Linked DNA regions of Homo sapiens: all the other regions are linked to region 2. The links are chromatin loops, found by intact Hi-C in ENCODE. Cell type or tissue: IMR-90. All regions are shown on one strand.

Region 1 (5,000 bases), 57 kb before region 2:
AGCCAAAGCCTATGTTGAGGCTCCACCTAAATCCCAAATCCTCTTTTCCCAACCCCCACACTGCCTGGCTGTGCGACAGTGCCCTCATGCGCTAGGAGGTTTTCCCTCTAGCAGCAGAAAACTCACACACTACACCACCGTGTGTGTCACTCTCTCCTGAGTTGAATTCTACTATCTGACACAATTCACATACACACGAACTCTTTCCAGAATTTAAAAACTGAAATGACACTTGAGGTTACGGAATTGGAAATTCACACACACACACACACACACACACACACACACACACACACACATGGCATAAGCAGCCATTCAGGTATTCTGTACACAAAAGTCTCCACATCTGCCTTTCAACTGGTTTTTTTTTTTCTGAACGGCATCAGGCTGGGTGGATGTAGGCCACACATGCTGTGTAGGCTGACGTTGCTTTCACAATAATGATTAGAAGGTCTCAAATTCCAATGTCAGATGACTTGAGGTGCTAGCTCTTTAAAAAGAATCCCTCGTTCTACAGAAAACACACACACAGACACATAAACAGACACACACACAGATACACACACTTATTTTATTTTATGAAGCAGATTGTCAAGAGAAACCTCCGGTGCACACGCTTACCAAGTGCTGCTTCTGTACTCTTGGTTTTCTTTAGGCGGGACAGCCCTGCTGAGCCCTGGATGCTGTATTGTAAAAGGGAAAGTAGGTCATGGCCACAGGCTGTCAGTCCTCAGCATAAATCAGTTGCAGGGAGATAAAACCTGTCACCCACAAGGAAGTAGGCACGTGGGCACCCACATGGCCACCCTGTCTTCTTCTCTAAGGCTGAGACAACCCATGTTCCTGGGGAATGCATTTTATTACAACCACCAGAATGCCTGGAGCGATTTTTTTTCTTTGAAGTTAGCAGCTTTTTAAAGGAAAGGTGAAGTTCGTAAAAAGCCATGGATGTTATATAACTACACCATCCATCTTTTATGAGGTTCAGGGCAGGCTGAACACCTCCTTGTAATTTACTAAAAGTGGGGACCCCAGAGGCTCTTACTAGGTTTCTCAGCTTCTCTGTGCCTTAGGAAAAGCCGTGGATATGTGGCCCTGGCTGGGCCCCTGCAGAGTCCGGCTTGGTGGTAGGCTGGCATGGTGGCTTGTGGGTGATGTGTGGAAGTGCAGCGGCAGACCCTGTGGTGGGAGGTGAGTGGTTTCAGAGTGGCCCTCTTCTCTGCCCACAGGCACTCATCTCCTTCATCTCCAGGGTATGAGGAGGGATCCAGTCTTGGATGCTAATTGTCTTGCAGTTCGTTCAGGCTGCAATAACAAAAGCACCTTAGACTGTGTGGCTTAAACAACAAACATTTACTGCCCACAGTTCTGAAGGTTGGGAAGTCCAAGATCAAGGCACCAGCAGGTTGGAAGAGGGACTGCTTCCCATTTCCTAAATGGCATCTTCTTGCTGTATCCTCACATGGTGTAAATGGGAAAAGGAACTCTCTGGTGTCTCTTTTATAAAGGTAATAATCCTAGTTGTGAGGGCTCCACCCCACGACCTAATCACCTCCCAAAATCTTCCACCTCCCAATGCCATCACATTAGGGGTTAGGATTTCAACATATACATCTTGGGGAGGGGGACAACAAACATTCAGACCATAACACTATGCGTGCCCCTGAGTTCCTCTGTGAGTTCCCCTGTGGGATCTGGCTGAGGCCAGACACAAAACTGCGGCTGCATCCTTTCTGGTCTTCTCCTGCTTCCTTCGCTCCCTCTCTCCCACAGGCATGTGGCTCTGGTCCCATTTTACTTCTTCTCCATTGCACTTGCCTATAGCCCTCTGTTCTGGAAAGCAAGGTTCACTGCTGGACCCTGGGGCATGAGACATAAGACACACACAGCCAGAGATGCAGGCAGCCACAGTGGCTCATACATCTTCAGTCATAGGAATAACCATATACAAAAGCAAAACCAAACTAGGTCAGTGTGCACCTTCTCCCTCCCCCTTCCCAGGATCAGGTAGTCCATTTTAACAGGGGCAACCCACACACAGGGCTCCACTCCTGGCCTCCCTCCCTGTGGGGCTGACGTGGGAGGGAGTTCTCTGGTGCTGGCAGTGTTCTAGACCAGGCCAGAGGAGAGCTGAGCCAGGATGAGTCATGCATGGGCTGGGAATTGGTGCCTTCCAGCTCTGAGAGTCCCTGCTCTAATTCCACCTCAAATCATTTTTGTAATGAGTCACAGTATAAGTACAAATTATTTAAACATAAGTGGTTATGGGAGGAGTGACATGCAGACTAGGAAAGCCCGTGGGTAACCATAGCTCAGCTCCCTCAGGTAACAGATACCAGCCGGGCTTCTCAGTGAGTGTTCAGAGGAGCCCTCTGTGCTGCCCTGTCTACGTCTTTGCAGAAGGAACCTGCCCTGGACAGGCCCAGCCTTGGCCTCCATGGAGGCAGCCCTGAACTCTTCTTTGGTGCCAGATTAAGATGAATTTTGCCCCAGGATGGATCAGACCCAGAGTCACACCCATAACTCATTCATTCAGTGATGAGATTTGGGGCTTTTTGAGCTGATGATATATCATTATTATTATTATTTTTTTTGAGACAGAGTTTCACTCTTGTTGCCCAGGCTGGAGTGCAATGGTGCAATCTCAGCTCACTGCGACCTCCTCCTCCCGGGTTCAAGCGATTCTCCTGCCTCAGCCTCCCGAGTAGCTGGAACTACAGGCGTGCACCATCACACCCAGCTAATCTTTTTATTTTTAGTAGAGACAGGGTTTCACCACGTTGGCCAGGATGGTCTTGATCTCTTGACCACATGATCTGCCTGCCTCGGCCTCCCAGAGTGCTGGGATTACAGGGAGTTGATGATATTTAGACAAGATTTTAGACTTAGAGGTGATGGGTGCTAGAATGGGTTAAGACTTCTGGGGATGTTAGTATGGGGTGAATGTATTTTGCATGAAGGAAGGATGTGAAATTTTGGTAGGCAAAAGGGTCGGCTGTAGTGAGTTCAATGGTGTCTCTTCAAAATTCATGTCCACCTGGAACCTTGAAATGTGACCCTATTTAAAATTAGGGTCTCTCTCTTTTATTTATTTATTTTTTTTGGAATAGCATCTTCCTCTGTGTTGCCCAGGCTGGAGTGCAGTGGCACAACCACAGCTCACAACCTTGAACTCCTGGGCTCAAGTTATCCACTAGCCTCAGCCTTCCAAGTAGCTTAGACTACAGGTGCACGCTACTACACCCAGCTAATTTTTGTTTTTGTAGGCATGAGGTCTTGCTATGTTGCCCAGGTTGATCTTGAACACCTGGGCCCAAGTGATCCGCCTGCCTCAGCCTCCCAAAGTGCTGGGATTACAGGTGCATGCCACCATGCCTGGCTTGAAAATAGGGTCTTTAGAGATGTAATTAGTTGAGGATTTTGAGACAAAATCATCCTGGATTTAGAGTGGGCTCTAAATTCAATGATGGGTATCTTTATAAGAGAAAACAGAGGGATATTTGGACACAGAGAGAAATGGGCCACGTGTCAATGGAGGGAGAAATTGCAGTTATACTGCCTTGTACAACTCAAGGAACTCCTGCAGCCACCAGAAGCTGGAAATCTTCCTTAGAGCCCTCAGAGGAAGCATGAGTCTGCCAACACCTCGATTTTGGACTCCTGGCACCAAAATGTGAGACAATAAATTTCTGTTGTTTGAAGCCACATGTTTTGTGGTAATTTATTATAGCAGCCCTAAGACAGGAGATGAAGGGTTCACTGGCATGCCAAGGACATGATGCAGGGACATGTGAGTGTGTGGTGGTGTGTACCTGTAATCCCATTTTGATACAGGGACATGAAGAGTTCATAGTCATGCTGAGGACAGTGCTGCTGAGAAGTCCATCATCCGGGCAGGCCACAGAGCACCATCAGAGCCAGAAGAAGTTATTGTTGGCTTCCAAAAAAGTCCCAAGTGGATGTTAGTGAGGCACAGAATGAGTGCCATCTAGGGCTGGGCCTGAGGCTGCAGAATGGAGGCCACAGCAGGGTTTGTGGTGGGAGAAGGTATTGGTCTCTGCAATTAGGTAGACCTGACATTCCCACTTAGTAGTTTTTTTTTTTTTTTAATACGGAGTTGTGCTCTTGTTGCCCAGGCTGGAGTGCAATGGCATGATCTCAGCTCACCGCAACTTCCGCCTCCTGGGTTCAAGTGATTCTCCTGCCTCAGCTTCCCAAGTAGCTGGGATTACAGGCATACACCACAACACTCAGGTGATTTTGTGTTTTTAGTAGAGATGGGGTTTCTCCATGTTGGTCAGGCTGGTCTCGAACTCCCGACCTCGGCCTCCCAAAGTGCTGGGATTACAGGTGTGAGCCACCGCGCCCGGCCTTAGTAGATGTTTGACTCTGGGCAAGTTCTTTGCTTTGAGCTTCAGTTTTCATATCTCTACAATAAATGCAATGTATCTATGTGGCAGGGTTGAGGCAGGATTAAACGAGGTATGCAAGTGGCACAGGGTGGATACTGCACTATTAGTCTCAGCCCATCCTTTGGTGTTGCTATTGCTAATGCTAACTGACATGGCTGGGGTAAGTCCACGCCTTCTGGGAGTCTCAGTCTTCTATGTAGCCATCACTCTTGCTCCATCTCTCACTAACCACCAACGAGAACTTTTCCTGTGCCTCACACTGTGGTCAAGGACTTCTCATACACTATCTCACTAAATCCTTCCCATGGAACTGGGAGCTATTGTTAACTCATTTTACAAACGACGAAACAGGATTCAAACCCGGTAGGCCTGTGTGGTTCCGAAGCTAGAGCCACTCAGCAATGTAATAAAGGCGGCTGTTGTTTTCATGGTCACAGGTTTTGTTTTTATTTTTGTTGAAAGCACCATTTCTCTACCTGATTTCATTACCACTCGGGCCTGAAGTCACGTGCTGGTGAAGGATCCCACAGGTGAAATCGCAGAGGCTGTGCTGGAGAAACCCTGTGAGAGCTGCACGACGGCACTGCA
Region 2 (5,000 bases):
AAAGCCAGCAGGACAAGATTGAAGCCAGGATTGCCTTCCTAGACAAGGAATAATCCAATCAGCCAATGAGAGACCTGGTCTGACCGGCATCATGCCAACACTTGTTGGAACCGTGGCATCTCTTTACCATCCCAAAAAAAGCTTTGTCAGAAATGAGGATCTCAGGAGTGATGAATCAGATCTGGTAAAATCACCATCATAGCACTACCAATAAACACACACACCAACCTTCCCTGCACTAGTGGAAAAGCCCAAACCCACCTAAGGGACATTTACACACGAATGGCTGGACAGGCATGCATCATGCTGGGGCCTGGCACCAGAACTCCTCCAAGGCAGACTGCACAAGGCAGATACCTTCTGTCCAACAGCTGCGTTATCCAGACCCACAGCGTGGGGGAACCGGCACAGCAAATGGTTTACAAACCCTAAGCACAGCTTCTCCTGGCCGCGGCTGTTTGCATCCACATGCCTGCTAGGATGCTTTCTCAACTCCGGAGCAATCCTCCAGACCAGAAGACCCACACTTACATTTTATGGGGGACGGAGGCCAGGTGAAGGGCCCAACCCTGGCGCACCACTGCTCAGTTCCGCTGGATGCTCAAGACTCCTGCATTTTGAAAAAGTAGCCAAAGCATGCTGCTGCCTCTCCCACCAAACTGTCTACAGCTTCAGTGTTGGTTTTCTGGGAGTTTCCTCACAAGTTCTCCTAGATTCTAAGTGTTTGGGAACTTTGAAGACATAAGCTGCTTCGGATCGTAGGCCTGCTTAGGGACTCTGCGTGATTCCCCTGATGATCCATTTTTCAAGCGCTTCCTTTTTTTTTTTTTTTTTTTTAAGAGCCGTCTATTGGTTTTCCCAAAGACAAGAAGTCCGCACTTAAGAGATCTACACTCCAAACACAGAGCAGTTTCTTGGAGTCCTGAGGGCCTGGAGTTGAGGTCGGGAAGAAGGAGGCTGACTAATATTCACAGACGGGACCATAAGGAGTAGAATGAGGGCTTTGGGGGCTGACACTGGAAGGAGGGGCTGGGACAGGGGAGCTCCCACTGGTGGGAGGCGACTCCTCCTACAGTTAAGTCCAAGTTCCCACAACCTGCAGGAGAAGACTCAGGGGACCCAAGAATGGGTTCTGCCTTGGCATCGTGGAGTGGTAACACTGCAAGAGGCCTGGGGACAGCCCCGAGGGGGCGGAACACCAGGCCTCCTGACTGCCGGGGAGTGGGGCGCAGAGGGAGCGGGTTCGCGCGGAGGGCAACTCACGGAGGAGAAGTTGTGCGGCCCGCAGAGCTCGCCGCGGTACTTGCAGGAGAGCAGCATGTCCTCCAGCTGGTGGCCCAGGCGGTCCATGAAGGCGGCGCTGATTCCCTCGAAGTGGCGCGGAGGCAGGAAGAGGCGGAAGTCCGCCAGCTTGCGGAACCACTGGCGGCGCGGCTCGTCGCCCCGCAGCAGCTCGCTGACAAGCGGGCGCGCGGTGCGGTTGGGCAGCAGCAGCCCGAGCCAGTGGCCGGCATAGTAGAGGTCCCCCTTGGAGAGGCGCGGGAAGCGCAGCGGGTTGTTGTTGCACACAGTGACGGCGGGGAAGGGTAACTGGCGGCTCCACTCGCGGTGCACCCGCGTGTGTGACGGGAAGCTGAGCCAGTAGAGCAAGCGGTTCGAGGACCAGGACAGCAGCAAGCCGAAGGATGTACAGAAGGCCAGCACCCACAGCGCCCGCCGCTGGAAGGAGCCCCCAGCCGCCGTGCGCCCGGCACACATGTGCCGCAGCCCGTGCAGTTTAGCGCGGCTCAGCGATGGCCGCCCCCTGCGGGCGACCCCTGGCCCCTGCAGCGCCCGCTCGCCGCCTCTGCCGCCCCCGGGCTGCCCGGCAGCCGCCAACGCCGCGGGCGCCGGCTCCTCGCGGGCCATGCGGAAGCGTCCCGGGCCGGTGAGCGCGGCTGCGGGCAGCCCGGCTCCGCCAATCCGGCTCATTCATTCAGCCCGCGGCTGGCGGCAGCGGCGGCGGCCCCGGCCGGGCGGAGCCGCCATGGGAGTCCGCAGCAGCAGTGGAAGCAGCAGCAGCGGCAGCCGCGCGCAGCCCGCGCCAGGGAAGCGTGCGCCCGAAAGGAGCTCCGGTGGCGCGGCATGCCCGCCCGGCGCCGCCGCTGCCGCCTCCGCGGGCGCCCGCCCGGGGCTGAGCGCCGCCTCAGCCCGCAGCCCCTGGCAGTGGCCTCTCCCGAGCGCCTCCCAGGCTTTCCCGGCCCCTGGTCTTCCTGGAGGATGCCCGGCGCCCGGCACTACTTCTGGAGGGGTCCCACTGGGAGCCGCCTCTCCAGTCCCTGGGTGCTGCGCCCGCCTTCCCTCGTCCTGGACCTCGGGGGACCCTGAGCCGAGTCCCCCCTGCCCCGCCTAACCCCAGCTTTTACGCTGGTCCTGGGAGAAGGGCCACTCGGCCACCATGCCTGATCTGGACATCCCCAGGGACCCCACCAGCCCGGCCCGTAGCCCAGCGGTGCTGGGACACGGGAGAGAAGGCGCCAAGGAACGAGCGCCCCCAGAGGCGCACCGCGGCTCCTGGCTGGGCGGGCGGGGTGGGTGTGTACGGGGGTGAGTGGTCGCCTTGCCGGCTGCCGCCTTCTTTCCCTTCCCCTCCAGGACCCTTCCTTGTTACTGCTCCCTGGGCTGCGCTCGGCAGAGACCTGCTTAGGCTTCCCCAAGTCCTGCGCCTAAGTCCTGCCAGGCGCCCGCTCTCGCCTGGGGCTGAGAGCTTCTCAGGGCGTCCTGCGGGAGGCTGTTCGCCGCCGGGGTCCTTCAAGGATGCTAGCCGCAGGGAAGTGTCGCTTCTCGCCTCGGCTCTCCCAGGTGCCTCGCGTCTCCAGAAAAGCCCAGCCTTGCTGTCTCTCGCGTCTTCTCTCTGCCCCCGCGGCGACAAGAGCTGGGGACTGCGGGGACCCGCCAACACCTCCCGGGGGTGACCCGGACTCGCTGCTCCGCGCGCCCTTCTCCTCTCGAGACTCCGAGCTCGCGGTGGCCGTGACGCCGGCTAAGCTCCTTCCCCGGTTGCCCGGGAGAACCCTCTTTGGGCCCCAGGCGAACTTGGGCAGCGGCCGCGCGACGCTGGCGCGGCTGGGCTCCGAGCACCTGCTCCTCAGCTCGCTGGCCCCGCGGCTCCGGGCGGGCGGGGCGGCGGCGGCCGTGAGCGCCGTGCGCTCCTGGAGACGCGGTGCTGACGCGCCCGGCTCCTCCTCGCTGCATTTTAATTCCTGGCCACTGTGGCCGCTGCACACCGAGCGGGAAGCCTCTTGCTGGAGTCGGCCGGGTGCGGGGGTGGGGTGTGGTGGGGAGCGGGATGGGGATGCGCTGTACAGATGTGCTCAGGTGTATGGGCTTGTGGGAGAGATAAGTAGTATAACCATTGTGCTGATGTGGCCCCAGTGTAGACAGGGGTGAGAGGACTCCTGAGGGTGTGAGATGGGCTGTAGAGAGAGCGAGTTGCTGTGTAGTGTGGGCATTTGAACACGATTGCGAGTGTGGTGCCAAGTATTGGGTGTGCGTAGGATGTGCATTGTGTATGTGTGAATGGGCATTTCTGTGAAACTCTTGAATGTGAGCATGTCTGCGGGTGGCGTGCTGTGGCCATTAGAGTGTGGTGCATGCAGGATGTAGTGTCTATGGTGACGTGTATGTTCCGTGTGTGTATGTGTGCACTTAGTGAGTCCTGGGTTTGAAATGCATGTGTTGATGTGTGGATGGATATCAGGGTTTCTAGATGTGGTGTGTGGTTGGTGTGTTTTGTGTGTGTGTGTATGTGCATGTGTTGTATGTAATGAGTATGTGTGTTGAGGCATTGCGAGCAGGGTAGGCTCAGTGCGACAATCCTCCCCTCAGCCTCTTAGGGACATCCCATGTGTGTCCCAGCCCCTTCCCTGGAAGTGCCTACTGCTCAGCCCTGGCCCAGTCTGCCAAGCACAGCTCTCCAAGAGGGTGGGAAGGGGGAGTAGGACTTCCAGGGACAGGAGACTCCATCTTTCCCATTCCCCTTGCTGGGACAGGGAACACTTGGAGCCCCATTACTCCATGAGATAAAGGGGTTTTCCAGACATTATCCGGAGAGTAGAATTTGGTGGTGGAGGCAGTGTGAAGGGACTCCAAGGGTGGGAGGATGCTCCAGTGGAAGAAGGACCAACGTGTGTATCCTTTGGGGAGAGGAGGCTTGGGGAAGCAGAGATTTGGGTGTGGAGAGGAGTTTTACCGTCTTTGTAATGATGAATTAGGGGCAATTTGGCCAGATCTGTTGAATGAGCTGTGGGTTTCCAAGCAGGAGAGAAGCAGTGCTGGGATGGGCTTTCCCTCCCCACTGACCTGAGGGCACCCTTACAGCGTGATGACTCCCTGCATCTGGTCTCTGGAGAAGAGGACCTCTGAGCCCCTCATTTCCCACTCACCCACATACATACATCCACACAGTCACACATGTACAAGCACACATATACACAAACACACACACACACTACACATACAACACACATATACATGAACATACATGTATACCAACATATACACTTAAATGCATATATACCCAATGCATACTGCATACATACATACACACAACACACATACATATACACAACACACACACACCTGGAAACCCTTCTCACTCATCTGGGGAAAAAGCTATTGCAGTTGGGCATTGATGACAGTTTGCTTTGGGTTTGGTTGCTTGAAGATGTCTGTTGCTGGCTTTGAGGGGAGGGTTCTGAAGCTGCCTGCTGTACTGGGGCCTCTACCAAAGGCTCATACTCCAGTGCTCCCAGCCTGGTCTCAAGGGTCCTGGAAATGCCACAGTGACCCGTGTCTTGGCCAAGGTGGGGTGACCTAGTGACCTCAGTGCAGTTACTGATGAAGCAACCAGGACAAGCATGTGCCATCTTCCAGCATCATAAATCTGGAGTGGCATGAAGCTCTATTTTATAAAAGCCTTTAAAACATTTTGGGTTTCTGATGTGTTCAGCTGTTGTGGG
Region 3 (5,000 bases), 380 kb after region 2:
CTGAAATAAAAGTTGCATTTCACTTGTGTTGTGGCTGTTATTTTATTTTACACTCCTTGCTTAAAAAAAAAAAAAGTCTTCACTTAAAAAAAAATACATCACCCAAACATGTCTGAGATTTTTTGCAAGGCTTGGGTCTGAACCCAGTGCCTTTGATAGGGGCATTTTTCTTAGCCTGCTGTGGCTAAAGATGGGCATGGTCGGATTTCACTCGCTTGGATTAGGATGGACTTGGCCCTAATATTTTGTTTCTTAATGATTCTTCCAATTTTTAAGTGTCCCAAGAGATAGCTTTGACTTTCCACCCCAGCCTGCTGATGTTATCTTCCTAGGAACTGCTACATCTTTTAATACAACCTGTATTCAAGTTCTCCTTATAGGACCTGAGAGATTCAACTGGCAGCATTTAGGACTACCAGGAATCTCCAGTCTGGCGTTGAGATGAGACGCCTGCAGAAATGACTGGAACATACGGCAGAGCCTCTGTGGACAAGTCACTCAACCACCCCAGAGCTCACTTTCTCTATCTATAAAGTGGAAATAGCCATAATATCAATATCATAGGTTTGTGAAATGGGTCAATAAAATAAAGCATGCCACATATGTTACATAACGCCCAGCATGTAGCAAGTTGTTAGCAGGAAGTAATGACAGTGATAATGGTGTAAAGCTTGGGATGGGGGACATAAAGAAGAGAAGTTACTCCGTTTGAGAGAAATCAGGGGTGACCTCATAGAGGCGGCAGCATTACAAAGCCCTGTAGGGTTTGACAGGCTCAGGTGCAGGTGCAGGGGAGTGCAGGAGGCGGTGAAGGTTGAAGGGAGAGAAACTGAGGATGGGATGACAACAGGCCTCAGGGAAGAGTGAGGAGACCATTTCATTTTAACTGAGGCATAAAGGGGATGAGGAGGGCAGAGGAGGCAAGGGCTGCCTCCAAGAGAAGCCCAGGTGCCAGGGCAAAGGGCTTGGGCTTTCTCTTTGGGTGAGAAGAAGCTATAGCAGACATGGAGCAGATTTCTCTTGAAGCACACACTGTTTTATCTAACAGGCTGCCTTCCAGAGCAGTGATGTCTGCATCAAAGTCATATAATATCAGAGCTGAAAGGCATCTGAAGAATCATCTGATGCAAACCCTTTTTTAAAGATGGGGAAACTGAGGCTCAAAAGGAGGAGTGATGTTCAGGCAAAGGCTCCAGGACCACATATCACCAGGGAGCAGGAGAGGATTCCTACACTGGGGATGAAGGACATGTCCTCTGTGTCCCTTTCATTTTATGGCTTCTGAGATCCTCGCCCAGTCCCCTGCACCCACAGCGATAGCAAAACTCTCTCGGGGAGAAACATGGGTCCTGGCAGCTCTCATCTTCAGGGGATTAAATCCTATGCATACTTCAATATCCAAAGAAGTGGCTCCCTGAACCTACCTTACTGTCAGAATCATTCGTGAAGCTTTGTAAAGATGTGGGCAAGTGAGACCTGTCCTTTGAGCTGGGGATTCTGTAGGTCTGAGCTAAGGTCTGTGCATCCGTGTCTTTTTTTTTTTTTTGGAGACGGAGTCTCACTCTGTTGCCAGGCTGGAGTGCAATGGTGCCATCTCGGCTCAGTGCAAGCTCCGTCTCCTGGGTTCAAGCGATTTCCCTGCCTCAGCCTCCTGAGTAGCTGGGGCTATAGGCACATGCCACCAAGCCCAGCTAATTTTTTTGTATTTTAGTAGAGACGGGGTTTCACCATGTTGGCCAGGCTGGTCTTGATCTCTCGACTTCGTGATCCGCCCACCTCGGCCTCCCAAAGTGCTGGGATTACAGGCGTGAGCCACCGAGCCTGGCCCGTGTCTTTAGCAAGATATTTTCAGAAGCTCCGTGCTCCAAGAAGGTGCCCTTCATTTCTCCCGACAGTGGGGAGTCCCCTCCTCTTTCCCAGCGTATTACAGTTCCTTTGCAATGATTTTTCTCCCTTCTTCCAGAAAACATATCTGAGTTACCTTTGAAACTCACCCTCATTCATTCCCTTGGCCCTAGGACAATTTTTGTTGTTTGTTTACATGACAGATACTAAATGAAAAAATGTTTGGTGAATGATTGAAGGAATAACTGAAATACTGTGCAAATCAATGAATAATGGCAATAGTAGAAGCTACTATTCTTAGCACTTGCTCTGTGTCAGACATGGCTAAATATTTTTTATGTGTGTGTCATTTAAGTCTTGTGTCCCTATGAACAAAATACTATTTTCTTCACTTTATAGATATGGGAACTAAATTCAGAGAGATGAAGTGACCTGTCCAAGTTCGAACAACTTGTAAGTTATGGAATAAATAATTTTTTAATGGGTGAATAAACAAATCCATGCCGCTCGTTCTGTGATATCCAGGGCTCTAGTGCTGTCCCTGGCTGGCCTGAAAAAGAAGCAATGTTGCTCTCTTCTGCTCTCTGCCGGCCGAATGTAGTGTAGCACAAAGAGCTCAGAAGTCTGTCTTAGGCCCTGCATTTGTGGTCTGAGCCCAGAAATTGAGGAATCACGTGACCTTGGGTAACTCATTTCACTTTTCTGAGCCTCTTGTTTCTTTGTCTTAAAAATGAGAATGACAATCTCATCAATGAAAACTACTTGGGGATTTGGGGGAAACCGAATCAGATAAACAAAGGTGGGCACTTTGCAAGATTTGGACACAATAGTTACACAAATAAAAGCGTCCGCCTTCTGGTGTTGTGGAGATTAATGACCTAATTCTTGTAAAGTGCTTAGACCAGTACCAGGCACATAGCAAGTTACCACTCAATATCAATTAATGTTATCATCGTTATTTCCCTTTAACCCTTTAGTGACTCATCTTCTTTATTCTCTTTTCACCTGTCATGCTCCATCTACCTGAAATCTTCCTCTTGTCTGACACATTGCTCCTCCAGCTGGATTTGGGCATAGGCTCAGGGTGGCTGCAGTGTGTTGTAGGAATGTGAGAGGTACCAGGATGTCCTGTCTACTCTGGCATCAGGAATTCCCAAGGGGTATCTCTGGCCTTGGGCTCTGCACGGGCCCCGTGATCAGCTCCACACCTGTTTGTTCCAAGGAATCATGAGCTTAAGCAGAGTTTGGAAGTCTTTGAAAAAGCCTGCAACCTGGGGTTCTTGCCTTGGGGGACACAGATGAGCTTCACGGCCTCCCACATTTGCTTGCTTGGGTTTATAGGTACATCTCATTTTATTCTTTTTTAAATTAAAAAAAAATTGATACAGGGTCTCTGGGTCACCCAGGCTGGAGTGCAGTGGTGCAATCAAGGCTCACTGCAACCTCTGCCTCCCAGGCTCAAGCCATCCTCCCACCTCAGCCTCTTGAGTAGCTGGGACTACAGACGTGTACTACCACACCGGGCTAATTTTTGTATTTTTCGTAGAGACAGGGTTTCACCATGTTGCCCAGACTGGTTTCAAACTCCTGGGCTCAAGTGATCCACCCACCTCGGCCTCCCAAAGTGCTGGGATTACAGGTGTAAGCCAGTGCACCTGATTTAGCCTCATTTTATTGCACTTTGCTTTACTGTACTTTGCAGATAATGCATTTTTTACAAATTGAAAATTTGTGGCAATCCAGCGTCAAGCAAGACTATAGATGTCATTTTTCCAACAGCTGTCTCTATGATGTCACATTTTTGTAATTCTTGCAATATTTCAAACTTTCTTATTATTACTGTGTCTGATATGACGATCTATGATAAGTGATATTTAATGTTACTATTGTAGTTGTTTTGGGGCACCATGAGCCACATCCATATAAAACAACAAATTTAATTGATGATTGCTGTGTGTGTTCTGACTGCTTCATCTCTTTCCCTTTCTTTGGGAAATTGTTTCCCTGAGACACAACAATATTAAAATTAGGCCAATTAATAACCCTACAATGGCCTCTAAGTAGTCAAGTGAAAGAAGGAGTCACACATCTCTCACTTTAAATCAAAAGCTAGAAATGATTATGCTTAGTGAGAAAGGCATGTAGAAAGCTGAGACTGGCCTAAAGCTACGCCTCTTTCACTAAATAGCCAAATTGTGAATGCAAAGGAAAAGTTCTTGAAGGAAATTAAAGGTGCTACTTGTGAACACAGGAATAAGAAGAAAGTGAAAGCCTTCTTGCTGATATAGAGAACGTTTCAGTGGTCTGGATAGAAGATCAAACATGCCCAACATTCTCTTAAACCAAAGCCTAATCCAGAGCAAGGCTCTAACCCACTTCAATTCTATAAAGGATGAGAGAGGTGAGGAAGCTGCAGAAGTAGTTTGAAGCTAGCAGAGAGAGGCTGGTTCATGAGGTTTAAAGAAAGAAGCCATCTCCACAACATAAAAGTGCAAGGTGAAGCAGCAAGTGCTGATGTAGAAGCTGCAGCAAGTTATCGAGAAAATCTAGCTAAGATAATTGATGAAGGTGGTGATATAGCTTGAATACATGTCTCCACCAAATCCCACGTTGAGTTGTCCCTCCCATTGTTGGGGGTGGGGCCTGGTGGAGGTGGAAGGTGTCTGGGTCATGGAGGTGGATCCCTTATGGTTTGGTGCTGTCCTCCTGATAGTGAGTGAGTTCTCCTGAGATCTGGTTAAGTTTGTGCCCCCCATGCCACTGCCTCGCTTGCACCTTCTTTTGCCATGTGAAGTACCCGCTCCTGCTTCCCCTTCCACTGTGAGTGGCATGCTGGTGCCATGCCTGTATAGCCACTAGAATCATGAACCAATTTAACCTCTTTTACTTATAATTTACCCAGTCTCAGGTATTTCTTGGTAGCAATGCAAGAACAGCCTAATATAGGTGGCTACACTAAACAATATTTTCAGTGTAGACAAAACAGCCTTATATTGGAAGAAGATGCCCTCTAGGACTTTCATAGCTAGAGAGAAGTCAATGTCTGGCTTCAAAGCTTCAAAGAACAGGGTAACTCTTTTGTTAGAGGCCAGCGTAGGAGGTGACTTAAGTTGAAGCCAATGCTCATTCACCATTTTGAAAATCCTGGGACCCTT
Region 4 (5,000 bases), 75 kb before region 2:
GCTTCCCTATACATGAAGACGAAGCCCTGTCACAATTCACAAATGAGGAAATACACCAAGAAGTAAACATATGGAAGATGCTTGGTCTCACACTCTTCATCCAAAATGAAAAGCAAAACAGTGTGAAATGATCTCTCACCAGTCAAAATAGAATAGATACTTTAAAAGAATGATTGCATGTGGGGAAAAGTATTGTAAAATGGGGATTCTCATACGATTCTGGGGAGAGGGTACATTTGGGCAACTGATTGGAAAACAGATGGCACCTATCAAATGCCTTAAAAATGTTCCTGTTCAGTAATTATGCTTTTGGGAATCTATCCTAAAGAGTCTTGAAATTATGTATCCTAGCACTATCCAGGATAAAGAAGTAGTAGAAACAATTTAAATATCTGACAGAAGAATGAGTTGTAATTTATGAAACATCCACACAATGGAGTTTTATGTAGTCATTGAATTATGGGTATGTAATACCATGAAAATGTTAATGTTATAAAGGAAAAAAGTGGCTTGCAAAATGATACACAGAGAATAATCTAAAATTGATATTTAAAAAATCTAAAACATTAAGCCTAGACAGAGAAAAAAGCCTGAAAGAAATTAAACCAGTATATTAGTGGTTAGGTTTTGTTTCTGGAATTAGGAATCATCTTTTAAATGCATTTTCCCAAATGTTTTAAATATACATGTGGCTTTTTTTTTTTTTTGAGACGGAGTCTCGCTGTCGCCCAGGCTGGAATGCAGTGGCGCGATCTCGGCTCACTGCAGGCTCCGCCCCCCGGGTTCACGCCATTCTCCTGCCTCAGCCTCGCGAGTAGCTGGGACTACAGGCGCCCGCCACCTCGCCTGGCTAATTTTTTGTATTTTTAGTAGAGACGGGGTTTCACCGTGTTAGCCAGGATGGTCTTGATCTCCTGACCTCGTGATCCGCCCGCCTCGGCCTCCCAAAGTGCTGGGATTACAGGCGTCAGCCACCAAGCCCGGCCACATGTGGCTTTTATAGTGATTTAAAAATAATGTCCCTTCAAATAAACTTAGGTCTACAGCACTTAATCCAATGACCTAAAATTCAAACGTACACTAAAATTCCATAAACTATTCCTATTTTCTTATTGAATCACATGATAATTTCAGGAGACAAGTGACCTTCACTTCTGATTGACCATTGATTGGCAGTAGTTTCAGTTTCTCTGTCCTCAGCTTCTGTGATTATTAGGTCGGCGCATCAACCTAATAAATATGTCATGATGTCTAAGCAAAAACTCTAACGTCATCTAGAGAGTGATACATTAACGAAACCGTATGAGGGATAATCCATTCATTCAGCTGGCTGTGCTCTATGGATGCTGAGATGGAAGGCAGTTTGCAAGTGGCCCACAGTCTGGAAGGGGAGAGAAACCAATCAACTCTTGCTGTCTGGAGTGAGCAGAGGCTTTCAGGGCTGATCAGCACAGAGTGTGCTGAAGCGGACTTAGAAGATAAGATGTCCTGAATGACGAGGAGGTGTTAGGCAAGGAAGGAAGGAAGCTGATCCAAGCAGGGTTTGCAAAGACTTGAAGGGGAGACATTGACATTGAGAGCATGGTGGTTTCAAAGAGCCACCCCAAAGTGTGGCCTGGCATGAGGGTGCTATGCTTGGGGGAGGAAAGAAATGAGTTGGGAATGGCTGGGATCATCAGGGACTATAGATGCCATGTGGCAGGGTTTTCATTTTATTTGAAAGGTGATGGGGAGCCCCAAGAGGGTTTTAAAGAGGAGAGGATCATGACAGAATTAGACTTTAATGAGGATCACTCTGGCTGCAGAGTGGAAGTGAGACGGTGGGTGGTTCAATTGATAGTGTGGGTGAGCATAGAGAGAACCAGTCAGGGGGTTGTTTGAATAATTGAGGTGAGAAACAGTGAAGGGGTGGCCATGGAGAGAGGGAGGCAGTTGGGAGGGAGATTTAGGTGGTAAATCAGTAGCTACAGGTCTTGAAAATTAATTGGATGTGGAGGGTTAGGGAGAGGGAGGAACTCCCAGTGACTGTCAGAATATTTGTCATTGCTAATTTATGTGTTTTTGCTGGCTTGAATGTTACAGTAAATTAAAGGGTAGTTTGAGTGAACAAAATATAATTTAGACTTTGGGTTTGTGTGATGAGAGCCCCTGCTCTTGGACAGCAAAAGGCCCTGTTTCCTAGAGGCACTTCCTTCTGATGGATGGTTACCCCAAATGGATGTGGGATATGAAGGGTGGCAAGTGAGAGAGCTATAAAAGTTCAGTGGTTTCTGGGAAGCTCTCAGGGATGTAAGGCTGAACGTCTTTCTGCAGGAGACCTTCCCTCAAAAGGCAAAGAGAATCGTGATATTGTGATTTGCTTTTGTATATTTGTGAAATGCACACACACACAAACACACACGCACGTACTCATTTTGCAGATGAGGCTCTGCACGATTGCGTAGTCTATTTCCCATCATGACACTTGTTATGGCTGAGCGAGCCCGGAGCCTGAGTCTTTGCCTCTTGAGTACTTGCCCTTTCCCATAGGCTGTGCTGAACGCCTTTAAACATTCTGTGTCCACCACTCCCCCGGAGTAGCACCTTGTAAACCAAAGAAAGGAACTGACAGCTTGGGTCGTAGAAAGAGCCCAGACTAACTCCAGTCAGAGCTGAATCCAGGTTCCCTCTCATCCTGGTGACTCTGGGCTTGTCCTGTTTGAACTTCAGGTTTCTTCTCTATAAATCAGAGATAACAGCATCACCTTGTAAGCCTGGGAGGATTAAATGAGATAATGCAGGTAAAGCACCAAGTACATGGTAGGTACTCCATGCCTGTTTCTCCTTTTCTTTCTCTGCGGAGACTTTTAGAGCAGTGAGGCTCTCCCTCTGGCTCATGGGTGTGCTAAGTAGCAGCTCCCCTCTGGGTCTTGAGAAAAGGGACCCAAAATGACAGGTCCAGCTCTGTCTGGCATTCCACACTGTGCGCAGAAGCCCTCTTGGCGTAACCCAGCCTTGTGATATTTCTGTATAGTAGTATGGTAATTTCTGCAGCAAAACCTCCCGTAATGGCAAAGACAAAGTCTTCTTTGCTACGTAATGCAATTCATGCTTTTAAATGTTTTTATTTAAAATAAATCGGCCGTGCTGTTGACTCTGGCACAGAACTGTGGGCTGTGTTCTCAGTCTGCCCCTCTGCAGTGCAACGGCTGCCTCGGAGGGAAGTTCACATCCCATCCCTGGGAATCTAGAAGCCTGGGTGGGGCTTCTGATGGTGGCTTCCTGATGCTGCGGGGCAGGCCCAGGTCTGAGGTGCAGAGAATTGGGCTCGACATGTGCTCTCTCCTGCTTTTGGGAAAGCCCTCTGACTGTTCTGCTCAGCTGACAGCCTGTGTTCTATTCATCTGAGCATTCTCACATCGAGCCCAGTGCCCGGCACAGTGGAACTCAAAGTCTGTTGGGTGAATAAGTCTCCGCTTCACCTTCCCTAAGAAGTGAGTAATAACTCCTGCCTTGAAGGACTGCAATAGAGATGCAGAAGAGAATATGCCAAAGGCTGTGCCTGGTTCATAGGACATGCCTATTAAGTGGGAGCATCCACTATCATTCTTATCATTATTATAAGTTGAGCATTGCCGGGGTGGGGGTGGGAGCAGGAGCATGACTCTATCCTATGGTTTGTGGCAGCAGCATGCCTCACACACAGTAGGTGTTCAGTCAATGAGACTGGACTTAAAAACCCATTTTCCCTTTTGCCTCCAGCAGGGACGGTAAATCCGATCAGGTTGTTGCTCGGGGCATCTCTCTTCCCTCCTCACTCCTTCCACTCTCCTCTCCTTACCACTTCACCCCTTCAGGGGACACAGTGATAACAGGGCGGGGGGGCTACTGTATTTGATGACTCAGGATCTGCCACGCATGTTTTCCAACCACACCCGTGGAAGGGAGAGCTGAACTGGGCTGGGCGAATTATTTTTGGTATTTTCTCCAGCTATTCTGATCTCTAACATTTTGCAGTGGGTGGTTAGAGCTGGTGATTTTCCTTTCTTTTGTGCAAACGAGACCAGAATAAACAGCATAGGGTGAGTCACTTCAGATTCTTAGTGCTTCAATTACTTAAAAACTCCAGGGCCTGATGAAGCTTAGAATGTCACCTTCTCCAGAACAGCCACAAGCAGATGGGAAATGTTCCATATTCTAAGTAGTTGATGGCTTCCCGGCACAGGAAATCTGCTACTAGCTAGCTACTAGTGCCCAGAGAGAAGAGGAAGAAAGGCAAACCAGCATTCAGAAGGCAGCCCCCCTTGATGCCAAGCACTTTACACACATTACTTCATATCTTACTTCAGTTAATCTTCACGATGACCTGATGAAGTAATACACTTAATGCCTATGAGGTAATAAATAACAGCCCCAATACATATTTCCTGCCTCCTTGGTAGACAACAGGTCCACTCTCAGCATGTTATATCCATTATCTCCTTGAAGCCTTCCAACAACACTATGACAGTCATTGCTGTCTCCTCTTCATAGATGAAAACACCGAAGCTCAGACCAGCAAATGAGAAAACCAAAAATTGAACCTGAGTTCTTCTGCCTTTAAAGCCCGTAGTCTTAAGCCCCTGCATTTCCCAAACTGTGTCCTGCGGGACTCTGGGGTCTTCTGAGATGCTCATGGGTAGTATCAGAGATGGGGGAAAAGTTTCGGTGGTTCAAATGGCGTGGGAATTTTGGCTTGCATAAAATCCCGCTACCAGAGTGGGCACACAAGTTCCTTTTGAAGGGCCCTGGGTTGTCTATGTTAGAGAAAATCGTTGGCTCTGTTGAGCCTAGTCAAGTCTGACTTGCTAGATCATGCAAGCCATTTGTTCATTCCCAGGATGTTCTCAGGGTCCCCTGGGCTCTGCAGAGCAGGGTCATGGACATGCCACATTCTTCCCTGCCAGAGGACCCACAGAACAGTGCAGATGTCCCATGGGGGTTAAGTCTCCAGGGGAAATATTCAATCAATAAAAAGCAGC
Region 5 (5,000 bases), 120 kb before region 2:
CTGTTTTTGCTCATGATTGCATCATGCCCCCTGATAGTATAGTACTTGCTGCATGAAACTTTTCCAATAACTAGTAGTGGATTGGATGAGTAATGTATCCTATACTCCCAAATGATCATGTCCTAAAGTTCAGCTTGTGAAGGTAAAGCCTGCATTTAAAATTCAGGCTTCTGGGGGCAATGGGTGAGTGGGTGCAATATTTTCCACGTATGGAGTGGCCTAGGGAGCCATGAAAATCCACAGTCCCCACCCCTGCCACAGGTAGCAGATGGCTATGCCAAAATTAAAGCCCAGTTCTGCCTTGGCAGATGGGCAGCTCACAAAACATGGTGGGAATGGCAGTGGTGTTCGCTCTGCAAATATCCTAGGTGTAGGGTGCAGGCCTTAGCCCCACATGCCTGTCCTTACCCCCTAGGAGACAAGAACAAGCACAAACACAGCACAGGCCCTCTGGACAGCCACCTTGCCACTAGCAGAGAGGCTAGTTACCCATCAAGAGGGAAGTCTGTGGGAGCAATATTTTCTCCCATGCACGGAACTTCAGAGTTCACGAGAACTTCTCAGCCATGAGCTCTTACAGTTCAGAGAACTCAGTAGTATGATGGAATGCAGTGGTTCTCAAAGTGTGGCCCCCAGACTGGTAGCCTCAGCATCACCTGGGAACTAGGTAAAGATGAGGATTCTCAGGGCTTACTCTGGTCCTCCTGAATCAGAAACTGTGAGGTTGGGTCGTTTCAACAAGCCTTCCAGCTGTCACTTCACTTCATGCAAAAGTTTGAGATCTATGGATGTAGTGGAAGGAATGTCAGCTTTGGAGAGAGGCAAACCAGAGCTAGAATCCTGGCTGCTCCTGTGCCTGGCTGTGGGCCCATGATCCCATTCCTTAATCAGTTTGGTCACAGTTTTCTTATCTGCCAGAGGGGACATTACTCATTACTCCCTTCCCCATGGAGATACTCTGAGACTCAGCATGGAAGATGTCTGGCATACAGTACGTGCTCCATATATTTCATTTTCCTTCCTTCTTTCTACAACCCCATACTGCTCTATAGAAGATGAGGCAGACTCCCGAGTCTGATCGTATAGAGAGTGAGGGGGATCCAGGTTTGGGGCACATCCATCTGACTCCTTATTCCTTTTTCCTTAGACCACCCCTGAGAGGGAGATAGTCAGAAGCAGGCTATCTGGGGTGGCAGCCTGAATGTGTATGGAACAGCACAGCCTGACTGACTTGAGGCAGCAGAAAACATGGCCACCACAGACCCCAGGTACCTCGGTACCAAGCTTGCGGGGCCTGATCCTCCACACTGCTGAAGAGGCTGAAGGCGCAAACAGAAAGTGAGACCTTGGGGATCGGTGAAGGCAGGAGGAGCTGAGTGGGAGACTGGAGGATGCATTTGTCCTGGCCCCCTTCCTGCCTCCTGGAGGGTGAATAAAGAAAGTGCCACCCATGGCTGAAAGTTCATAAGGAAAACAGAATGCTCTGAAGCAGTGAGTGTGACTTGTTTGTAGAAGAGACAGCCAGTCTGATGGTTAGAAGCACCGGCTTTGACCAGACAGGTCTGGGTTCTAAGCCATTTAACAGCTGTGAGATCTTGGGTAAGTGTCTTAAGCTCCTTAAGCATAAGTTTTCTCATTGGTAAAAGGCAGAAGAAACAGTACCTTCCTCATGGGACTGCCATGAGAATCACATTAGCAAACTTGGATGAAGCTACAGGCACTGTGCCTAACACAAAGTAAGGACACAATCGAAGTGATTCCCTTTCCCCAACCTCAGCCTCTGTTGGCTAATTCCTGTGTTCCAGGCAATCAGATGAGAGTAGCCTTTGAAGTGTTGAGCTGCTCCATTAACCTGGTGCCATAGAGGCCCCACAAGTGCCTCTGCTGCCTCAGAGGTCTGCTCTGAAGCCAAGTACATTTGCTTCTGGTAGTCCAGAAAGCCTTGAAGACAACCAGGTGAAAGAATAGAGGCAGACTTCCCTGGAACCACTCATTTAGGAAAGTTCAACCAGTTCTGAAAATCAAATCCATGGGGCCAGGCACGGTGGTTCACGCCTGTAATCCCAGCACTTTGCGAGGCCAAGGCGAGTGGATTACTTGAGGTCAGGAGTTTGAGACTAGCTTGACCAACATGGTAAAACCCTGTCTCTACTAAAAATACAAAATTAGCCAGGTGTGGTGGTGCGTGCCTGTAATCCCAGCTACTCAGGAGGCTGAAGTGGGAGAATCGCTTGAACCTGGGTGGTGGAGGTTGCAGTGAGCTGAGATCACACCCCTGCACTCCAGCCTGGGTGATGCAGCAAGACTCCATCAAAAAAAAAAAAAAAAAGATTCCGTGTATCCATCCATTCATTCATTCATCAAAAATTCACCATCACTTACTCTGTGAGAGATGCTGTGTACATGCTAGAGATACCAATTAATAAGACTTGGTTTTGGCCTTTGCGGAGCTCACATGCACATCTTAGTGGGGGCGCGATGGGCTTGCAAACCACAGATCTGCTCCTCCTCCCAGGCATACAGCAGGATGGCACTGCCCTGCAGTGTGACTTCTGGCCATAAGTGACTTGCTCTGCCCAATGAAAGGAAGAGGCATGTGTCCCTGCATGGAGGACACTTTCAGAGCCCGTGTCCTGGTGACTATGGAAGCTCATATGGAGATGGAGCCTGGGTCCCTGAGTCACCTGCTGTTGATCTACATAGGACATGTAACGTGAGCAAGAAATGAGCTTGTGTTGTATTAAGCCACTGAGATTTGGAGGTTGTTTCTTCTCATGGCATAAGTCAGTCCGTTGTGACTGATCCAGCCACCAGCTACCCTACTGGCCCTGGTGTCTCTGTCCTTGTGGATGGACCCTCCTCTCTCCCTGCCCCCTACTCCTGCCAAAAGTGGAGCTTTCTTTATCAAAATTTAAAACCCTGAGCAATTAAGATGCTATAAATTGAAAAGTTCTTTCCGACGAATAAAATTGTTCTTATTTCTAATGAATACGAGATGGCTTACATGAAGCTAAGCACTCTGGTGATTATAAAATAGCTGACATAAAATATCAACATTTCTTCTTCCACTGCTAATGTGACCTATTAAATTAGTACTGATTAGGCATTTTTCTTTTGCAAAACTTCTTTCTCCGACATTGATTCTTTGCACAGTTTTCAACCCCAAGTTTGATCTGGCCTGAGATGCTTTTCTCCTTCTTATCTCTTTAGGGCGCATTCTGGGCACTTCTTCCAAGTAGCTGTTTCCAAAAAGCAAATCCCGTGGGTAGCTTGTGTCTCCCAATGTCCAAAGATAGTTCTGAGTTTACATCACTTTATTTTTAAAAGCTCTTCATTCCCATTTATTGTTATTTTATTGTTTTTTTTTTCCTGTGTAGGACTAGAGAGAAAAAAAGGATTCACAAATAAGAAAAATACCCTACTTTTTTTTTCCAACCAGAATGTGTAGTATTGCGGCGCTTGTGGCAGATTGAAATGACTTAATGTAGTTCCCACATTTACAGCGATGAACCTCTCTACTATTAAAGAGGCAACATTTCTCAGTTTGTAAAAGCTTTCTCATTCATTCATCAAGTCCAGCGGCTGCTGCCTCCCCTGTCTGTGCAATCCGCTCACTCCTCTCCCTCCTTGCTTCTCCCCCCTCCACTCAGACCTTCCCATCTCTTCCCCGGGAGGCTCCACTTGGCTCCTGACCAATCTCGGCGCTCTCTTCTTGCTTTTCCAGTGTATTCTCCACCTTGCGGCCAAGATCAACCTTTCTAAAATATAAATCTGAATTTGCCATGCCTCTGTTTGACATCCCTCCCCACTGTTCTCTGTGAAAAGCCTAATCTGGACATCCCTCTACAGTCCAGTGCCTGCTTTTGTCTCTGTGCCTTGTGCTGTACACCCAGCAAGCAATGATCCCCACAAAGATGCCATATTCTTATCCCCTGGCCTCTCTGCACAGGCTGTTTCCCCTTACTGGAATGTCCTTCATTTCCCCTTCTCTAGTGAACATTTCTTCATCCTTCAGAGCCCCACTCCTCCTTGGAGAATCTCCACTCTCTAACCCTTCAGGGCTGGGCAGACAGCATCCTGTGGGCTTCCCTACAGTGCTGTAACACTGTCCAAGCTGCCTTGAAATCTATTGCTTGTCTGTCTCCCGCATTGGACTGCAAGCTTTTTGAAGGCCAGGAGTGTATGTCATTTCCCTTGATACCTCCAGAGCCTGGCACATCGTAGGGGCTTAAAGAATTGTTTTTTCTTTTTTGAGATAGGGTCTCACCTGCTTTGTTGACCAGGCTGGAGTACAGTGGCACAATCATGGCTCACTGCAGCCTTGACCTCCTGGGCTCAAGTAATTCTCCCATCTCAGCCTCTTGAGTAGCTGGGAGGCATACACCACCATGCCCAGCTAAGTTTTAAACATTTTTTGTAGAGATGGGGTCTCACCACGTTGCCCAGGCTGGGGTCTTGAATTTCTGGGCTCAAGTGATTCTTCCTGCCTTGGCCTCCCAAAGTGCAGGGATTACAGGCATGAGCCACAATGCCTGGCCTAATAATTGTTGAATATGAGGGACTAAAACCATTCTTTCATTTGATTTTGATGACAATTCAGGGAAGTATGCAGAGGAAGAATTATCCCTAATTTCACAGGTGAGGAAACTGAGGCTCAGGGACACACAGCCCAAACTATCTTTCAAAGACCTAATGCTGTCCCCAGAACCCTGGGTCTGGATGTCTCATCCCTGAGCACTGTAGAATGGCCACCAAGGGAAGGGTGAGCATGTGCCTCAGCCAGGCTCTTCCAGAAGGTACAGGGGCAGGGAGAAGAGAAGATAGTAGATGGATTTGCAGCAAGACCTGCACCCGTGTATCTGACCTGGTCAATGCTGAATTTGGATGGCTTTGTTCCATATCCAAGGCATGGGTGGCTGGGGACAACTTGTGTCCATAAGTGGAATAAGATTTCCAGTGATAATCACCTTGTTTTTCCCTGCAATTCCTCTAGAGTAATA
Region 6 (5,000 bases), 250 kb before region 2:
TGGGAGGAGGGAGAGGAGCAGAAAAGATAACTATTTGGTATTGAGCTTAATAACTAGGTGATGTAATAACATGTACAACAAACCCCTGTGACATGTTTATCTATGTAACAAACCTTCACATGTACCCTCAAACCCCAAATTAAAAAAAATTAGCCAGGTGTGGTAGCAAAAAAAAAAAAAAAAAAGAATTGGTTGGATCCCCTACATTGCTCAATATTGGATCCATGAACACACAATCTGGATTTTGGAAGGACTAATCATGCCTTTTGGGCAGGGACTGGGGGTCTAAAATGATGCAGGTTAACTTTGGGGGAAACTCGTTTCTCTTCTACTAAAATGGGTTCTTACAATGGGTGGACAATGAATGTAGCTGGTGAAGCTCTGGAGATGGGCCAAGGTTTGTTCAGGGTCAGCCACTTCCCCCTCTTTTTTTTTTTTTTTTTTTTTTTGCAGAGGTCATGATTCAGATACCCCTCCAGCCCTGCTGTGGCTGGTTCATCATTTGCTCCATCAGCGTCTCTGAAGCCTCACACACAACAGCAGCTGGAAAATTACTGTGTGCACAGCACCGACTCTTGCTTACCAATGAGTGTCTGAAAGTGGGTTGGAGTATTTGTTTATCCGGGTAAGCAAAGACTCAGGAGGACCCTGAAGCACCATCTTCAAATATCTGAAGAACTGTCTCAGGGAAGAATTAGATTTGTTTTCTGGCATCCCAAGGGAAAGATAGACACAAGAATAGTTGTAATACGGAACGTGGGATGATAATAACGTTTATTTTTGTTGCAGGCACTGTGGTAGGTAGGCACATTATAAGCATTGGATACATTCTGGCTCAACATAAGGAAGAACTTTCTAATCCACTGGTATAATTCAATAATAAAATCACTGTCTTGGGAGTGACTTCTCCATCACCAGGGCTGTTCAAGTAGAAACTATACAACTATTTGGCTGGGATGGGAAGAGAGAGAGATTCAAGCATTGGGTGTACAGTTAGATGAGATGACTTCCATGATCTCTTAAGCCTTTGTGTCTAATCATAGACCTTAAATCTACTATTCTAATTTGAGAATGAGAGATAGCAGAATGACCCATGCAGAACCTCGAACTCCTCTCTTTCATGAGACAGCTGTGTGACTTTGGGTAAGCTACACAGCCCCATCCCTCAGCCCCAGCTTTTAGTTTCCTTATCTGATTAAATAAGTTCAGTGCCCAGATGCTAGTAGGTACTTGCCAAGACTTAGTTCTCATCACCTTCTCTTAATAAACTCCTTCATGTTTTTCTATCCTTTCATTTATTCAACAAATATTCTAGCTCCACCTTGGCTCTCTTTACAATTTGGCTAAACAGGCCAGCAAATCTCTGCCTTTTTGGCTTAAGTTATTTTGAGTTGAGTTTCTTGTGATAATGACTCCTGCCCGGTTCAGACATCCAAGTCAAGATGTTACCAGGAAGATGAATCTATGGGAGTGGAGCTGGGAGAGAGATCTGGGCTACAGACATGAATGTGGGAGTCATTAGTGTATAATGAACATGTAGGGTGGATGAGCTAGCCCGGAGATCGAGGAGAGACACCCAGGATTGAGATGCTCCTGCATGTACTTGACAACTCATCCTCCCCCACTCTTTCTCCACTGTGCTATGGAACTGGAGGCTTTGATAATTGCTTAAATTTATGAACAGAGCAAGGAATGCAGAACTTTTGTGATTAAATACCCTGGTGCATGTCTTTCATTGCTCCACTGTCTGGAGCTTCTCTCAACAGTCGCCTTCATTTTGTAGAGAGAAGCTGATGTTTGCCCTTAACCTGCCTGGGGACATCCTTATGTTGTTCTTCAATCATTGATTTTTCCAGCCTCTCCCAGACCAAAGATCCTAAGGCACACCAGTAGGTGGCGCTGCAGCAAGCACAGCTGCCCAAGGCCTCCGCAGCCCTCGCAGCCCTAAGGGGAGTCCAGCCAATCTCCTAGGACCTTGCCAAGCTCCCTGGGCCCTTCCCTCCTTTGTGTCTGCATCCCACACTCTGAGGCTTTGACTTAGATGCTGCTGTGAGTGGATGCTGAGAAGATGATGAAACTGCCTAAGAGTATGTGGTTTCTGCTTCTGGAATGGGCAGGAAAGCATATATGAGGAGAGAGGAAAAAGGAGGGAGACAGGGAGAGATATCCACCTGGCTCACCTGATACCCACCTGGCTCTTCTGTTATGTCAGTCACTAGGCCTTCTGCCACAGGGATAGGACACGGTGCTCACAGGGCTGTTCCATGGTGCCACAGGGATTGGACATTTGCTCACATGGACCAAATTCCATTAGGCTTGGGGGTATCCCTGAGGGTTCCTGCCCAGGTGGAGGTCAGGATCCTCAGCCTTGCCTGGCCTGGCCTCCTCCCTTTCCTCACTGACCCGTGTGTCTGAGATCCTGGCTCGTCTTCCGCTGGGAATGACTATTTAAGAGCCTGTGCTCCGTGGTCAAGATTAAGCTGGCTTTGAATCTTGGCCCTGACACCACCTTAGCTGGGGGACATTGGACAAATGGTTGAGCCTCTCTGACCTTTCCTTCTGCATGAGATCAATCCTGAGATATTGGCTGCTTCAGAGGATGCTGTGATTTTTGAACATGTTAAAGTATGTGTAACCCAGATATTACCCTTGGCTGACATTTGCTCTCTGTTCTGCATAATAGGACCTGACATAAAATGCAGCCCCTTGTTAAGTTGTACAGAAGGCCCACTCACCCAAAGCATTAGAACACACAGAAGATGTCAGAGGGAGTTGGAGGAGGGGGCTACCTCAGAGCAAAGCAAAACCTTCCACTGGAAGAGAGGATTCTACTCCTCCTTCACCTGCCTGATCCTGCTCCCTCCCCATCTTTTTCTCTCTTTCTTCTCCCTCCTCCTTTCTCTCTCACTCATGTGCTCTTACCCTTTTCCAGGAGCAGAATCAACATGTTCCTAAGCAGTTTCATCCTATTCTGAAGTCTTGGCACATGGCAACATCCTTTCCCACAGAGTCTCACTATATCATAGTATTTTCCCAAGGAAAGGAAGTTCCCTCCCTAAGAGGAATTCCGAGGCTAGATGTTAAGATATTTTTCTGCCTTGTTGTGTAACAAGATGGAACATCTCCAAGAGTGCCTGATGTATACAGATGGTGAATAAACGGCAGCCATGGTTTCACTGTGAGTCAGTATTGCCCTTCTATCTCCCTAGTTAGGAGGTTGGCTCAGGGAGTGCAGTGAGTGATGGCTGGAGCCCACCTGGCCATGCCTTTGCATCAGTCATGAAGAGACACACTCCAATGACCTATGGTTCCAATGAAGTCTCCTCTCTGGGATCTCTGTCTGTGTATTATTGGCTGGGAAGCTAGCATCCAACAGTTTGACCACTTCTTCACAATGGTGTCAGCAATGCAATGTAGTGGCTGGTGGTGTGAGAAGAGCACTATTGGGGCAGGAATTGTAACCTCTCAGCCTAATGTATCTGCTCCACTAAATCAGGGGTCTGGACCAGATAGTTTCTAAGCTCCAGGGTCTTCAAAGTCTTTGAGTCTACATATCTCACTTACTGCCATCCAGGACAGATGGTGGTAGGTGGATGGGCTACTCTCAGATGATTAGGGTGGTCTAAATGTTTAGGTCAGAACATGCTTTCTTCCTTTTCTTTGTCTGGAGAAACCGATCAAGACGAGGCCAGCATGACCCTGGCTTAGAGCCAGCAGAAAGCCTTCTCTCTGAGAAAAACTGCCTTGGGAACGGAGGCAAAAAGTCTCCTTTGCAGTCTGTTTTTCAGACAGCATAGTCAAAAGGAGTGTTCAGCTTGCTCAGCAAGGCTCTATCATTGACAAGATAGTGCTCAACCTGATGGACGTGTCCTTTGAAAGTGTGAGAGACAGGAGTGGGGGTGCGCCCTGGGCTGTTACCTTGTTGGGGGCCTCAGAAAGGCTTTTGTTAGCCCAACCAGCTGAGTGGTCCAACCTAATCATATAAAGACTTCATTAATTCCTAGGATGCGTCAGGCACAGGGCCAGACACTGGGGCTATAGAGATGAGTAAAACAGGGTACTTGCTCTCAAGGGGCCCCTGTTTGCCTGAGCCCCTCCCGCTACCATCTTGAGGCACATCTCCAGAGCCCTGGAGCCTGTTCTCTCCCTCCTCCTCCTGCCCACACAGCTGAGGGGTGGTGGGAAGAACTGATGAGCTGTGTGGTCTTGGTCAAGTTACCTAACTACTCTGGGCCTCAGTTTCCTTATCTGTAAAACAGAGATAATAATTTGCAACTCCTAGGACTTCCTGAGAGTTAAATTAGACAATAGACATGGATGCACCTTGCACAGTGTTTACATGCGTTTGTTGAGTCTGAGTCTTTAGGTTAGGAAAGCACTTATGAAAGTCCTTCATTCAAGATGGCAGTATGGTGGCTGGTCTCTTTGCCTGTCCTAATTGCCATCCTCCTCTCAGAACATCCCCACATCTCTTCTTGCTCACTGGATCTCAGACTTTGACACATAGTGGGTGCTTGATGCTTGCTTGTTGAATGAATGAATGAGCGAGCAAATGAATGAATTTCCCTATCCTACTTTCTCCCAGCCCCAGACCAGAGGATAAGTACAAGAGACTGCCTCCTCTAAGCCAGAACTCGGGTTCTAACCACTGGAATTGACAATTCCCCTTTGGCTAGGGCTGGCTTAAATGCTCCTTCTGTGGGTGTCAGCTGAGTTCTGCACTCTGCTGAACCAGGCTGAAGCCAGGCAGGAGCAGAATGTCCATGCTGGTCCTCATGGGCTCTACAATGAGGTGGGCTTAGCACCAAATCACATCTGAGTTCAGGACTAGCCGATGGTCAGGATTTCCAGTGTGATCTTGGGCATGACACTCAACCTTTCTGGGCCTTTGTGCCCCATCTGTAAGGGGCACTATACTCCGAGAGGCCCTAGGTTCTAGGATCAGGTGGCCCTGTGAGGTCCCCCTGTTTCTAACCTTGTGCCTTGTCAGCTCCCCTCTT

Evidence for each region. Peaks named below come from ENCODE experiments on the same cell type or tissue, not always from the same donor. Only the 100,000 strongest peaks of a DNase experiment are listed, where the experiment ranks them.
Region 1: it touches region 2 in a loop (7-fold over the local background); 9 of 110 quality-filtered maps call a loop at or near these places.
Region 3: a loop joins it to region 2, with 15 times the contacts of the local background. A loop is called at or near these places in 4 of 110 quality-filtered maps.
Region 4: it touches region 2 in a loop (2.5-fold over the local background); 3 of 110 quality-filtered maps call a loop at or near these places.
Region 5: a loop joins it to region 2, with 2.4 times the contacts of the local background. A loop is called at or near these places in 3 of 110 quality-filtered maps.
Region 6: it touches region 2 in a loop (6-fold over the local background); 6 of 110 quality-filtered maps call a loop at or near these places.

The regions. Positions count from the first base shown.
Region 1 is chr17:33,233,260-33,238,259 of GRCh38, forward strand. All of the region lies in intron 1 of ASIC2 (acid sensing ion channel subunit 2), which reads right to left. LOC124903985 (a long non-coding RNA gene) reads right to left here and starts at 2,638. Exons shown (of 2, transcript XR_007065721.1): 1 at 1,046-2,638; 2 at 558-683. In IMR-90, no CTCF peak of the experiment used is centred here; a DNase peak (open chromatin) is centred at 2,152.
Region 2 is chr17:33,290,145-33,295,144 of GRCh38, forward strand. ASIC2 (acid sensing ion channel subunit 2) reads right to left here and starts at 3,151. Exons shown (of 10, transcript NM_183377.2): 1 at 1,264-3,151. The coding sequence starts at 1,971. RefSeq lists a silencer at 2,178-2,348. In IMR-90, CTCF peaks have their summits at 2,540 and 3,233; no DNase peak of the experiment used is centred here; H3K4me3 peaks cover 1,710 bases; H3K27ac peaks cover 318 bases; H3K27me3 peaks cover 1,797 bases.
Region 3 is chr17:33,672,366-33,677,365 of GRCh38, forward strand. It overlaps a transcript of ASIC2 not described here. Among named protein-coding and RNA genes, the nearest start is that of ASIC2-AS1, 120 kb to the left of the region's middle. In IMR-90, a CTCF peak has its summit at 2,429 (motif pointing left); no DNase peak of the experiment used is centred here.
Region 4 is chr17:33,215,013-33,220,012 of GRCh38, forward strand. All of the region lies in intron 1 of ASIC2 (acid sensing ion channel subunit 2), which reads right to left. Among named protein-coding and RNA genes, the nearest start is that of ASIC2, 76 kb to the right of the region's middle. In IMR-90, no CTCF peak of the experiment used is centred here; no DNase peak of the experiment used is centred here; H3K27ac peaks cover 576 bases.
Region 5 is chr17:33,172,107-33,177,106 of GRCh38, forward strand. All of the region lies in intron 1 of ASIC2 (acid sensing ion channel subunit 2), which reads right to left. Among named protein-coding and RNA genes, the nearest start is that of ASIC2-AS2, 63 kb to the left of the region's middle. In IMR-90, no CTCF peak of the experiment used is centred here; no DNase peak of the experiment used is centred here; H3K27me3 peaks cover 661 bases.
Region 6 is chr17:33,036,964-33,041,963 of GRCh38, forward strand. The region is part of intron 3 of ASIC2 (acid sensing ion channel subunit 2); the gene reads right to left. Among named protein-coding and RNA genes, the nearest start is that of SPACA3, 48 kb to the left of the region's middle. In IMR-90, a CTCF peak has its summit at 1,883 (motif pointing right); a DNase peak (open chromatin) is centred at 3,118.